2 separate regions of the Homo sapiens genome follow, and region 1 is linked to region 2. Evidence: chromatin contacts called from ENCODE POLR2A ChIA-PET data. All regions are on one chromosome and are shown on one strand. Each heading gives the region's core, a stretch centred on a gene start or an enhancer-like site at or near the end of the contact. The rest is flanking DNA. Distances are from core to core; before and after follow the strand shown.

Region 1 (7,369 bases), core at 1,633-4,132, 43 kb after region 2:
CCACCGCAGCCCACAAACTGGACATTCTTCTTCCGAAAGACTACAGATGCTCACGTTCCTTTAGTCCCTGAAATCTAAACAAGCAGTTCTGGAGCTACTCATTTCTCAAAGCCGAACGACAAGGAAGACAGTAACAACAGACAGTGGGCTTCACGGAAGTAACCCCAGCAGGAGACTGGCCTTGGCGAGTGAAGAAGTCAAATTTAATGGGCAAGAATTGGGTGGCTGTACATGGTCAGTGGACACCCGTCACGGCACCAGGCTATGTTGCGCCCTCACGACATACCGAGATCCCGTTCCAGCCCCTGGACCTGAGCAGAAGGGGGCTGTGGCAGTGGGCGAGCTCTCTCGGATTCCTGTCTCCTCATTCCAGTAGGCAGAGGATCTGCCCATTTAATGTCAGCTCCAAAAAGTCAAGGGCAGAGAATAATCAGAATTCCCTGGAGGCTGCCTTTCATCCAGTGCCAGAGGCAGCTTAAAAAGTCTCTGCATGGCCAGGTGCAGTGGCTCATGCCTGTAATCTCAGCACTTGGGGAGGCTGAGGCGGGTGGATCATGAGGGTCAGGAGTTCAAGACCAGCCTGGCTAATATGGTGAAACCCCATCTCTACTAAAAACACAAAAATTAGCCAGGCATGGTGGTGGGCACCTGTAGTCCCAGCTACTCGGGAGGCTGAGGCAGAAGAATCACTTGAATCAGGGAGGTGGAGGTTGCAGTCAGCCAAGATTGTGCCACTGCACTCCAGCCTGGTGACAGAGCGAGACTCTGTCTCCAAAAAAAAAAAAAGACTGCACTCAGGTACCCACTTGGCTTCATTGCAGAGCCCTGCTTTTTCCTGAAGACTCAGGGTGAATTGTGCGCTTTGAGTAGGTCTGTAATTAATGAGGGTTTGGAAAGGATGCAGGTGGGAAACTGCAGCTTGGTGATAGACTAATAGCAGAGTTCAATGTTATGGGTATGCATTATCTATTAAAAGTGTCTAGCACAGCTAGTTTCTTTGTGCCAACTAGTTGATTTTAAATAACACTCGGCCTCACTGAAGAAACACACACACCCCAAATTGAGGTGGCCACAGAAGTGATTTGTGCGGGCTCACTTTTCATCTGCTCTGGAACCTACCTGATTGATGCTTGGCCGTCCCTGCTTCTTTTTGGAGGTAGTATCCAGACCCCACAGAGAAGAAAACCTGCTCCTTCGCTTGCTCGCGGATCTGGACATGGCCTGAGTACGTCTTCTCACTCCAGTTTCACCAGTGCGTGCTGCCACCTGAGGATGGCAAGGACAAGCAGCCACAAGGGAGATGCATCAGGACCACCCACTTGTGCCTTGAGGTCCCCGTAAGTCCCACCCTTCAAAAAACCCTCCTCCATCATGCCAGCCAACCCTGACCCCAATGCCTAAAGTATTCAATCCATGACCCAGACATATTGGGACTTTGAGAGCCCTTCATGGATTCAGAATGGAAATGAAAAGCTGGCAAATTCAATCCTTGTTTGAAATCATCAGCAAAAATACATAATATAGGAATAAAATATATGTTCTGTTTCCAAAAATGACATGTCCTTCTGGTCACAGGCTTGAACTACAGCAAGGGAAATGAGCCAGGCTTTCTCTCCAAATGCTACAGAGCTGTTTCTGCATTCTATTGAAAAATGGTGCTAAAGCGTCAGCAACAATAGTGGAAAAACAACAGATTTTGGTTCCTGGGTTTCCAGGTTAAATCTAAAATTACCAATCTCTACTATTTTGTTTTCTTAGGATATATAAAATCACGTTTTAAAATCAGACGAGTGATCATTGGCCCCCAATATCCATTCTCTATTCCATCTTAGTCAGAAAAATCTCAAATGTAGGCCAGGTGCGGTGGCTCATGCCTGTAATCCCAGCACTTTAGGAGGCAGATGCAGGCAGATCACCTGAGGTCAGGAGTTCGAGACCAGCCTGGCCAACATGGTGAAACCCTGTCTTAACTAAAAAATACAAAAATCAGCTGGGCACAGTGACAGGCACCTGTAATCCTAGCTACTTGGGAAGCTGAGACAGGAGAATTGCTTGAACCCAGGAGATGGAGGTTGCAGTGAGCTGAGAACACGCCACTGCACTCTAGCCTGGGCGACAGAACGAGACTCTTTCTCAAAAAAAAAAGCGGGGGGTGGGGAATCTCATATGTAAGTGAGCATGCAGCCACTGAGTCCAAGATGACTTATTTTCCTTGCAGTAGGGCATGGATTGGGCTTAAGTCCTGGTCAATGGCATACAAGCAAAAAATATTTGCAACTTCCAGGAACTGTGCTCAATGGGAGGGGGCTTTCTGTTATTCTTTCCGCTATCCTATCTGTTTTCTTTTTCCTGATAAAAGGAAGGTCTGTGTTGTGGTCTAGGATGTCCCTACCTAAGCCTTTTCAAGGATGGCAGAATAACAAGACAAAAGGGACTGGGCTCACTGAAGATGAAGGCACCTTACCAGACTTGCATCACTTACATGTCCTATGTTTAGGTAAATGGGAAAGAAAACTTGTATTTTTTTGTTGAACAAAAGCTAAACTCTGTCGAGGTATTACAATGTGCCAGCAACCCAGAGAAGCATTTCCTTTTTTTTTTTTTTTTTTTTTTTTTTTGACGGAGTCTCGCTCTGTCACCCAGGCTGGAGTCCAGTGGAGCGATTCCAGAGAAGCATTTCACAAGGGAACACCCTAAATGTAAATCTGTCACCAGGATAATTGCTCAAGTAGAATCTCCACAAGGACTCCAGAAAGTCCTCCCAGGCAAAACATTCAGGCTTGAACTTTATCCTACCAGGTGGCAAGCAAAGTCCCAGGAATTTAAGGGAACTTCTGCCAGAAGGTCTCCATGGGCCACCCACCCGCTCGCCTTTCAAAAAAGGGAGTGGCAGGAGGAACAGCGAGTCAGACTTGAAATGAAACTTCTCCACCCACTCTTTTGTTGCCAGAGGTGAATGTCTTGGAACCTACTTGTAGATTCCCACACAGGCAACTCCCAATGTGACAGATGCCAATTGGCAGCAATGCAGGGGATGAGGCACTGTTGGTAACATGAGGGGCCTCCCCAGCAGTCAGCGTGTTGGTTGGAAGGCACGCCCCTCTGGGGCTTCAGTACTGACAATGTAAACACCGCAGAAGCCCCACGGGTGGCAGGGACCCCTACGTACATTAAAAACAGGAATCAAAACGGCTTCTCTACAAGGGTATTAGAGGGAAGGTTTTTGGACCCAAACAAAAATAGGAAGATGAGGGAGCTGAGAGGTCTTGCATTTTGCATTTTCTCAGCTTAGCACGTTAAAAAAACAAAACAAAACAAAAAAAAACCCCAGATCAGGGCATAGAAAAATGTGGTATCCAAGACACTGGTGAGAATTTTCATGAGAAAGATCTTAATCTAAGATTACACCGGAGGTGTCACAGGGAACAAAATCACAAGACAAACACACCGTAAAATATGTAAAAATTTTCTCTTCTCTATTTTCATCACTTTCTCAGTTAAAGGTAAACAAAGGTTGTAAAAGGAATAAATTATAACATGCAGACATGCATATGCTCACATGACTATGTCAACACTGAATAAATGGTGTTAAAAATTTTTAAATTCTAGAGGAAAAAAATGTCCATTTGGCCTCACAGTCATATAGTCATTTTATAAATAAATCCAGTCATTAACAGTGACACATACATAGAGGCAACCGTATAAAATACGTCGACATATATTACTGTTTGCTTTCTTCATACACACAGCAATACCTGTACTTACTGTGTCTAGTTAATTGTTTACTTATTTCTTACCCTTCTCTCCCACAAGAATATAAGCTTCAAGAGGACAGGATCTCTGCGCTGTTCACTATAGTCCTAATCACAAGGATAAAACTGACGGATGCCAGGCACTTACATACATTTGTTGCTTGAACAAATAAATACATAAATACCACAAAGCAAAAGCACATCCTATATAACACGGTGACAACAATGGGTGCATCACACCAACACGGCACATGTATACATATGTAACAAACCTGCACGTTGTGCACATGTACCCTAGAACTTAAAGTATAATGTAAAAAAAAGAAAGAAAAAAGAAAACTCTTCAGTTTACAATTTCCAGACAAAGACAGCATGAAAGAGAAATTCATACACCCATAAATATTCTCAGTTATCAGCTGACTAGTTAGTTTAGTCTGTTTAACAAACACTTTACTTAAGTTTCTTATAAGCAGTAATTCTAAATTGCTTGGGGCCTTGTAAACTGCAAAAGTAACCACTATCCCCAAGACAATAATGACTCAAAATGAGCAAAGGGATTTAGAAAAAGGGCTGGCAGAAGAACTGCTGGACCAGAGCTCAAGAGTTTCCCAATGATCTTTGCCCAGACAATGCCTCCCTTTGTGGCCTGAACCTGATTACTCTATCATTCTGCTCATCTGTGCAAACAAGAACAATGATAACCTTCTTTCAAAGAGTACAGCGAGGACCCTTCAGTTAATTACTGCAAATCACTCAGCATTATGGGAAGCTTTCTCAGTGAATGCTACTTCAATTGTAGCTCCCCAATCTACCCAGCCCTGTTACCCTCACACCTCCTCCTTCCTCCTCCCCCACTAAAAAGAAGAAAAAAAATTTCTGGACAAAGACTAAATTGAAGAATGTTTCAACCCCAAGGAGAAAAAAAATCCCAGGGGTCAAATGACAAGGAGAGGAGGGAAAGAAAATAAGAGTTCCTAATAAATCAGACTGCAAAATTCCCTGCCCGGGATCTTCCACAGGAGCTAAAGCAACAAATAGGAACAGACACCCAACAGGCTCGCCTGACTTGTTCCGGCTGAAATGAAACCCCTCATAGAAAAGAGAAGTTGCAGGAACATATTGAAACACCCAGACTTGTATCACTGACAAAGCGAGCAAAAACCCAAGAAAGGAACAGAGAGTTGAACGTATGGACTTCAATGTTCTTTAAAACCACTGACCAAAACACCTCAGAGTAACTAACTCTCCCATCCCCATCTTCAGCTGGCCAAATTTTAATAGCCTGCCCCCCTGAAAGAAAAGTACACACACATCACAGACATTGAGATGAAGGAAATTAGAGGGTCCGAAGATGAATTATGGAAGAGTAAAACGGTAACCTTCTCAGGGAGGCTGCGCCCAGTGGCTTTGAAGAAAATAATGAAAGCATACAAGTTTTAGGGAGAAAGCAAAATTATTTTCTCCAAAATCTAGCAAGGTACAGTAAGAGGAGGAAGCCACTTCGATGCTCCGGGTTTGGTATTAATACAGATGGTACCTCGATGACATCACGAGTTCCCTTCATAAAAATGCGTCCTCAATGGATGATATTCTGACAAGGAGATAAAGAAGAATTTCTATCCTAGTTTTTTTGTTTATTTTTGTTTTGCAGAATAGGCGAACTGAGATTTGGCTAAGTTAAAAATTGGTGTCCAGGTCTCCAAGAAATAGATCTGGAGTCAAAAACTGAAAACGTTTTGTAAGTTTATTCAACACAGCACTTTGTCCCACCACTACTGAAAAAACAGGATTTAATAGCTGTATGGAGAGGTGGTAGCCAGGGAGACCAAGAGCTGAGCTGTAATTAGCAGAACAAATCAGGATGCCAGTTTTAATAACTCCAGAAATTGGTTTAAGACTTCTTTAAAAATGTAAATCTACCCCTAATTATCTGAATGATGATGCTAATCTATTTATAAAGAATACAAACGCCTCTGACTGAATTATAGCTCTGAATGCAATTGAAGGGTACAGCTGACAAAGCAAGAGAAGAACAGCACAGCTAAGGTTTTACAAAGCAGTTTCTGGAACCTGAGACTTAACATTTAATTCTCTAGCAAATGTGCTAAGGTGCAGTACATTCTAAGTGGGTGTCGACTTGGAAAGACTAAAACCATGTTACTCATACAGCAATTTTTGAGAAGGAGCCAAAAGTACACAAAGCTGCTCGCAATTTAGCAAGTACATGAAATTACAGATTATAAACACACAACACAACTATACAATCTGCCGCTCTAGAGGTCAGATGGAAATTCCCTTCCTCAAGCAATGCATATATGTTCAGCTGGCGAATCACAGAGTTCTTCGCCTTGCTCTAATGCATCGGGTATTCGTGGTCATCAAAACAATGGTAAAAATAAAGTGAAATGGAGAGCTCCAAAGAGATCTGTGTTCCATATATGGTGTATGTGTGTATGTATGTGTGTGTATATATACATACATGTACACATACATATATATATATATATATATATATATATATATTTTTTTTTTTTTTTTTTTTTTTTTTTTGAGACAGAGTCTCACTTTGTCACCCAGGCTGGAGTGCAGTGGTGCGACCTTGGTTCACTGTGACAACCTCCTCCTAGGTTCAAGCGATTCTCAGGCTTCAGCCTCCTGAGTAGCTGGGATTACAGGTGTATGTCACCACACCCAGGTAATTTCTGTACACTTAATAGAGACAGGGTTTCACCATGTTGGCCAGGTTGGTCTCGAACTCCTGACCTCAGGTGATCCACCTGCGTCGGCCTCCCAAAGTGCTGGGATTACAGGCATGAGTCACTGCGCCCAGCCTGAGAATGCATTGATGTATGAGAGTGAGCACTCCACTCACCATTCCCACCAAGTTTATATAAAAAATATGTATTTGGGTTCCAAACATGACACTGTCTAAAGATGACAAGAGCTATCAACAAATACTACATGTGAACAGCGCTGAAGATGGTACCCTTCATATTTCCTTTGCACAATAGCTTAGGCCCCCCCATCAAGAGATAGATGCTTAAGTAATATATTCCAGACAGGTTTAAATGGAAATTTGCATCCACTGCAAAGGGAGGGCATTTCAGAAATCCATACACAGCAGGAAGCTCGAAAAACACTTAGGAGACTCTTGTCAAGTCCTGCTCAGGATTAAGCGTCAAGCTTAATGTTTTTCAAAAATTCATTAGCTTCTACTCACCAGGGCATGAAACGATGATACCGAAAAGATTCCAAGGCGGCCCATGGCCACTTTCGTTGGTCGACTTGCAAAAGCGAGAAGCCTTTTGGGGTTTGGCAGCTCCCCACCCTGAAGGCTGGCTAAATAACAGCGGAAACGAAACAGGTCCATTTGGAACTGCTCGAGATTTTGCTCCCAGACAAAGATCTATGGTAGTGAAAACACGGGAAAAGAAAAAGTGAGAAAATGGGAAACAAATGCTAATATCTTTATCCTATACAGATCTATATGTCGTAAAGGCATTCATTATAATCCTAAGGAATAAACAACAGGTACCTAAGTTTCTTAGTTACTTATGTTTCTTCTGCAAGATCTATAGCCATAAATTCAGCATCATAAATAGAAAGTGACAAGTTCC
Region 2 (6,489 bases), core at 2,646-5,145:
ATTGTTCTCACTCCCATACTTGAGGGCCTTCTCTAAACACTCCCAGCTTAAGAAGTGTAGACAACAACATGGTCAAGTTTGTTTGTTTTTTTTTTAATCCCATACAAACAGAGTTTTGCAATTTCCTACTCTAGCTTCCCCTGTGCTACTCACAATAGTAGTAGGTGAGCGGCTTTCCCCTAATGACAGAAATTGGAGGAATTATCCTCTTTGTTCTGGACATTCCTGTCCCCACCTACTTACCAGGAAACAAAGCACGACAGCTCTGCTACCAATCAGAGAGAGAAGAAAGCTGAAGATAAGGCTCAGTCGTGGCTGGAGAAGCAGGATGCCCATCCACATCCCAGTACTGAGCACACTGCCAGGCATGCAGCAGGGGACCGGGGGAGAGGAAGAGGGCTCGGTCTAGAGAGACAAAGTCTCAGGGAATGAAGAAGCCCAGAGCAGGACTGTGGACTCTCTCAGACAGGGATCATAGGCCAAATCAAAAGCTGCTATAGAGCCCGGCGCAGTGGCTCACAACTGTAATCCCAAACTCTTGAGAGGTTAGAGCAGGAGATCACTTGAGTCCAGGAGTTCAAGGCTGCAGTGAACCATGATTGTGACACTGCACTCTAGCATGGGTGACAGAGAGAAACCCCAACTCTATTTGAAAGTAAGAAAAAAAAAAACTGCGGTAACCCTGTAAATAGAATTGATTGTTGTGAACAGGTAAAATCAATGCTTTGCCTTTTAAGTTACCTACAATAATATTTTTGTGACTGCAAAAACGTTTGCAATCAGTACCTCTGACGCACCATCAACAGGACAGACAACGAGGAGATTTGGGGAAGTACAAACATATTAGTGCAGTTTACATTGAGATTTACCTTTCATTTACCCAGATTACACACATCTACTTTGGTTTCATTCAAGTCCATGTGGGACTTAAGCTTAAGGAGGAAGAAAAAAAATTCTGGCCTCGTGAGATGTCTTAACAATGTGCTCTAAGCAGACCCTCCAATTCAAACATTGACAAAGAGAAACAATTACAACACGAAACTTTTAAAAGGTCTTTTTAATGCCTGAGTTTAAATCCCTGATGGAAAAAAAACGTTTGGGGGTGGGGGCAAAAGAAAGCTTAAACACTGTCAATAAAGATATTTAGCTGGAACTCAACTGTTAGGATATAATTTTATTTTGCGTTTCAGTCATTTTACTGTTATAAGATTTTAAGAATTCCATATAAATACCCATAATAACATCAGCATAAACACTCACCCCTCCAACAAAGCTAAAAAACAAAGCAAGAAAGAAAGAGAGAGCGAGAGAAAGAGAGAGAGAGAGAGAGAGAAAAGAAAAGAAAGAAAGAAAGGAATGTTACAATTTGAACTTGGTAGACAAATAATAACTCCTTTTTAATCAAATGTCACAAAATCTCAGTTTTTGTTTCCTATAAAGAGAAATTTAAAATTCCATTAAAACTGTAGATTTAAAATAGTAACTTCTTTTTAGTCAAATGTCACAAAATCTCAGTCTTTGTTTCCTATAGAAATTTAAAAATCCATAAAAACTTACTAATCCTGTTAGCTTGTTGTGAAAGTCAAATATACATTAACAATCTTTAAAAATATCAAAATAGAGCATCTCAGTCTCCGAAACATGTTTTTTCACACGCAGGATTTGACGGTGTCATCAGTCAAATCTCACTGGAAGTTACCCCGCCCCCGGCCATAGCAGGGCCCACGCAGGCAGGCCATGTGCTGTGTGACAAGAAGCACAGCAGGCCGACAGTTTACGAGGCGCGCGTGTCTCCAAATGTTATCGACAAACAAACAGAGGACCATGTGCTGCCGGGTATCTGTGAGACTTCAGAGAATCTGAAGCCCTGGACCATATTTGTTTGTGGGAAGAGAAATCTGTGCAGTTCCTCTTCCTTTGCCGCCCCTCCCTGCCGCCTGACTGTCTTCGGTTTTCAGAATCGAGCTCCAGGCCATCTCCATGGAACATCAGACCAAAATAGAACCTCACACTTCACGGGTACTGCACAGAGGCACGTCCTGCCCATGCAGACCAAGCGGCTGTCCGTGCTCAGCACTTGGCAATTCCTCTCTCTGAAGCAAGGTGCCTTCGACTTTCACGGCTATCACAGAGGCCTTTCCTGTTCAACAAACGCTGCTTAATCTACTTCCTGCAGGAGGGACACTGGTCTGGACTGCAGAGCACAAGCTTCCACTTGGCATCAGACAGACACGCCTGAGGTTTATCAAAGGATCTGACTCTGCAACTCCAGCGCTGGCCCTAATTGCCTTTAACATGCCATAGGCCTGCTGTTAGCCACACGCACTTGGCTTTCTCCAACACCACAGCAGGAATAACCATTTTTTGAACAAGAAGCAGCTCTTGGAACGCTGGAACTTTTATTATTTTTAAAATTGTTACCTTTTTTCTCTTTTTCTTTTTTTGAGAGAGAGTTTCGCTCTTGTTGTCCAGGCTAGAGCGCAGTGGTGCGATCCCGGCTCACTGCAACCTCCACCTCCCGGGTTCAAGCAATTCTCCTGCCTCAGCCTCCTGAGTAGCTGGGATTACAGGCACCTGCCACCACTCCCAGCTAATTTTGTGTACTTTTAGTAGAGACAGGGTTTCACTGTGTTGGCCAGGCTGGTCTTGAACTCCTGACTTCTGGTGATCCACCCTCAGCCTCCCAACGTGCTGGGATTACAGGCGTGAGCCATCGTGCCCAGCCTGTTACTTTCTTTTTTAGAGATAGGGTCTTGCTTGTCTCACAGGCTGTGTGTAGTGGTATGATCAAGGATCTCTGCAGCCTCAACCTTCTGTGCTCAAGTGATCCTCCTGCTTCAGCTGCCTGAGTAGCTGGGACTACCGGTGCACACCACCACGCCTGGCTAATTTTTAAATTTTTAGTAGAGACAAGGTCTCACTATGTTGCCCAAGCTGGTCTCAAACTCCTGAGCTCAAGTAATCCTCCCGCCTCAGCCTCCCAAAGTGGTGGGATTACACGTGTGAGCCACAACGAACGCTTGGCCTCTGGCACTTTTATTGTAATCCTGTGGGCTACTCACTGAGGTAAACCAAGGCACCTGCTTCGCCCCAACTGGTCAAGTGGAATTCTAGGGACAATCACAGCACAGCTGTATAAACCACAAAAATAAAGTGAACGTGAACCCAAAGAGAGAGAGAAACAGGCGTTTGAAACTTCGGAAAGACACTAATGGTGTCACTTCAACTATGATTCTTATAATTTGCATAAAAGCTGAGGTTTTGCATAATTACTGTTACATAATTCCATTTATTTTTTCTTGGCTTTCTTCTTGATGTAAAAAGGAAAAACAAGGCCATAAATGGGGATTTGTGTTGGAATTCTCTCAATAAATGCTTTATAAAACTTTTTTTTTTGAGACGGAGTCTCCCTCTGTCGCCCAGGCTGGAATGCAATGGTACGATCTTGGCTCACAGCAACCTCTGCCTCCCAGGTTCAAGAGAGTCTCCTGCCTCAGCCTCCCAAGCAGCTGGGATTACAGGCGCCCGCCACCACGCCCAGCTAATTTTTGTATGTTTAGTAGAGACGGGGTTCCACCATGTCGGTCAGGCTGGTCTGGAACTCCTGACCTTAGGTGATCCACCTGCCTCGGCCTCCCAAAGTGCTGGGATGACAGGTGTGAGCCACTGCGCCCGGCCTATAAAACTTTTTTTTAAGAACTGTTTTACATCTAGATTTGCTTTGCTTTCCTATATTGATGTTCCCTGCAACATTTCCCTAAAAGGGTGATAGAGCTATACCTTTTAATAAATTAGGCCAGTAGTTCTCAACTGGGTAAGATTTGGCTGCCCAGTGGCCTTTTGGCAATGTCTGAAGATATGTTTGATGGGCACAACTTGGGGAGGTGGCGTACTATTGTCTCGTAGTGGCTTGCAGGGGTACTGCTAAACATCAACACACAGGACAGCTCCCCACAGCAAAGCATTACCTAGCCCAGATTGTTAATATTGCTAGATAAGATCAGTATTCAAAATAAATCACACAAGAACACAAGAGAGACTTTTTTGAAACCTCATACAAATACAGTTCTGCAACTTCCTATTCTAGCTTCCCCTTCACTGCTAAGATCTTTTTATAAAAACAGCCACTGAAGGAACTATCTTTTTGTCCTAGACATCCTTCCCTTTTTTTCCTACCAATATGTATGAAAACAAATGCTTAAAAAAAAAACCAAAACAGATGAAAGTAGCTCCAGTAAGACTGCAACCAGAACTCAGGGATGGCAAACAGCCAAGGATAGGAAACTGAGTCTTACAGAGAACACTCAGCATAGACTCTCCTTATGCAGATCCTGGCTTTCTAAGCCAACGTGGCAACCCATTCAGCAGGCTTCCCTCGTAAACCAAGGAACGGGAGAATGGAGAATGTACTACAGGACCACCTAACAAATTTTCATTACAAAAAAATCTCAATGAAGCAGATCACAAAATGTGATCAAGAAACTATAGAAGGTTTGCATGTCACCGTAAAATTCCAATTATCTTATGATTCCACCAAGACAAGAAAAAGGACAGGGAGCAGTAACCAGGAAGAGTTGGTGACCTAAGGCAGTGGCTCCCAACCAGGGCTGGACATTAGAAGCAACCACCGGAACAAATGCAGACCCAGACCCCATCCCACACTAGGTGACTCATGAGCTCTGAAAAAGGGCCCAGGAACCTCAGCATTCTAGACTACAGCATTCAGTTCTTTCTACTCGAGAAAGGAAAATATGAACAAGCTGTAATTCACAAACTTAGTTATCAGGTAATTCACCTGTTGCAGACTGAGGTGGCGTAGAAGGCAGGGAGAATACTGAAAAAGAGCAATCTCTGGTCATAGGCCAGGGAATCCTCATGTCCCCCATAAGAGAATGGCTTCAGGTACAAAACATTTATTGAGCGCTTACTGGGTAATATTCTAAATGCTTTACTTTTATGCCTCATTTGGTCCTCACAACAGCCCAATGAGATGACAGTGTGGCATTATCCCCATTTTGCAGGTGAGGACACTGAGGCACAGAGGGATTAAGCATGACCAGGTCAAGGTCATGAAGCTGATGAACATAGAAATGGACTGATTTCTGGCCAGGCATGGTGGCTCATGCCTATAATCCCTGCACTTTCGGAGGGTGAGGCAGGTGGATCACCTGAGGCCAGGAGTTCGAGACCAGCCTGGCCAACATGGTGAAACCCTGTCTCTACTAAAAATACAAAATTTAGCCGGGCGTGGTGGCGGATGCCTGTAATCCCGGCTATTTGGGAGGCTGAGGCAGGAGAATCACTTGAACCTGGGAGGCAGAGGTTGCAGTGAGCCAAGATCCTGCCACTGCACTCCAGGCTGGGTGACAGAGTGAGACTCTGTCCCCCCCACCAATGACTGAGTTCCAAAGAAATGGACTAAGTTCCAAATAACTTGGTTCCAGGCCCTAATCTTCGCCACTAGGCTGTGATGCTTCTACATAGAAGAAACAAACCTCTCTATGAGAAAGCAGTTCAGAAATAATCCAACTTTGAAAGCTAATCCCATACTCACTCAGGGTCCTTAAGGGAGGACCTGGCCAAGTCTGACCACTTGAGTTTGTGAGACTGTGGAGCTCTGCAGGACAAGCCTCCAGCAGCCAGGTAGCAGCCAGCACTCACGTGGACCCCAAGGTCCCTGAGACCCAGCAAGGCTCTCTGTCGAGGACACCAATCATCCACCTTAACTTACTCCCATCAAACCTCAAACCTGCCACTCAGGATGTTTCCTATTTTTGTTACTTCTAAATTTAGACTAAGGCTGTAGTCCATCCTGCCCGTTGTACAAAATTTTCTCGGTTGTTTTCTATTTTAACTGCAGTGGTCTGCTGATACTGCTTTATCTCTGCCCCATCACAGAGCAATCTTTCAGTTATTTTATCCTGTTTATTTGCCTCCACTTTTATCTTCCACTGTTAAGTGGGGACTAGGAAGCAGAAGCAATCAGAAGGCAGATAGGCAGAGACCCAGGTGGGGAAGTGAAATGCCTTCTCTCCACCAGCAGGTCCAATTGGGCTGCTACTTGACCAAGTATTCAGGAATTCTTTTTTTTTTTTTTTTTTTTTTTGAGACGGAGTCTCGCTATCGCCCAGGCTGGAGTGCAGTGGTGTGATCTCGGCTCACTGCAGGCTCTGCCCCCGGGGTTCACGCCATTCTCCTGCCTCAGTCTGCCGAGTAGCTGGGACTACAGGCACCCGCCACCTTGCCCAGCTAATTTTTTGTATTTTTAGTAGAGACGGGGTTTCACTGTGTTAGCCAGGATGGTCTCGATCTCCTGACCTCGTGATCTGCCTGCCTCGGCCTCCCGAAGTGCTGGGATTACAGGCGCGAGCCACTGAGCCCGGCCAGGAATTCTTCTGAAATTTACTAATTTTGAAGCCAGTTTAGAAACTTTACCAAAAACAAAAACAACAAAACAATACAGTGGCTTTACTTCCATGCTTTATTCCT

Evidence for each region. ChIA-PET counts read pairs that join two places held with the same protein, here RNA polymerase II (POLR2A).
Region 1: POLR2A ChIA-PET joins it to region 2 with 13 read pairs in activated naive CD4-positive, alpha-beta T cell. The contact joins two enhancer-like sites. POLR2A ChIA-PET finds 5 or more read pairs at or near these places in 3 of 52 experiments (H1, HCT116 and activated naive CD4-positive, alpha-beta T cell).

Annotation. Positions count from the first base shown.
Region 1 is chr21:31,216,434-31,223,802 of GRCh38, forward strand. It overlaps TIAM1 (TIAM Rac1 associated GEF 1), which reads right to left. Exons shown (of 28, transcript NM_001353694.2): 8 at 6,973-7,158; 9 at 1,120-1,266. Among named protein-coding and RNA genes, the nearest start is that of TIAM1, 120 kb to the right of the region's middle. Within about 2 kb of position 2,883, at least 7 of the 41 ENCODE cell types and tissues checked have a DNase peak (open chromatin) inside an H3K27ac peak, as active enhancers do.
Region 2 is chr21:31,172,221-31,178,709 of GRCh38, forward strand. The region is part of intron 15 of TIAM1 (TIAM Rac1 associated GEF 1); the gene reads right to left. Among named protein-coding and RNA genes, the nearest start is that of KRTAP19-8, 140 kb to the left of the region's middle. RefSeq lists a silencer at 3,812-4,106. Within about 2 kb of position 3,896, at least 3 of the 41 ENCODE cell types and tissues checked have a DNase peak (open chromatin) inside an H3K27ac peak, as active enhancers do.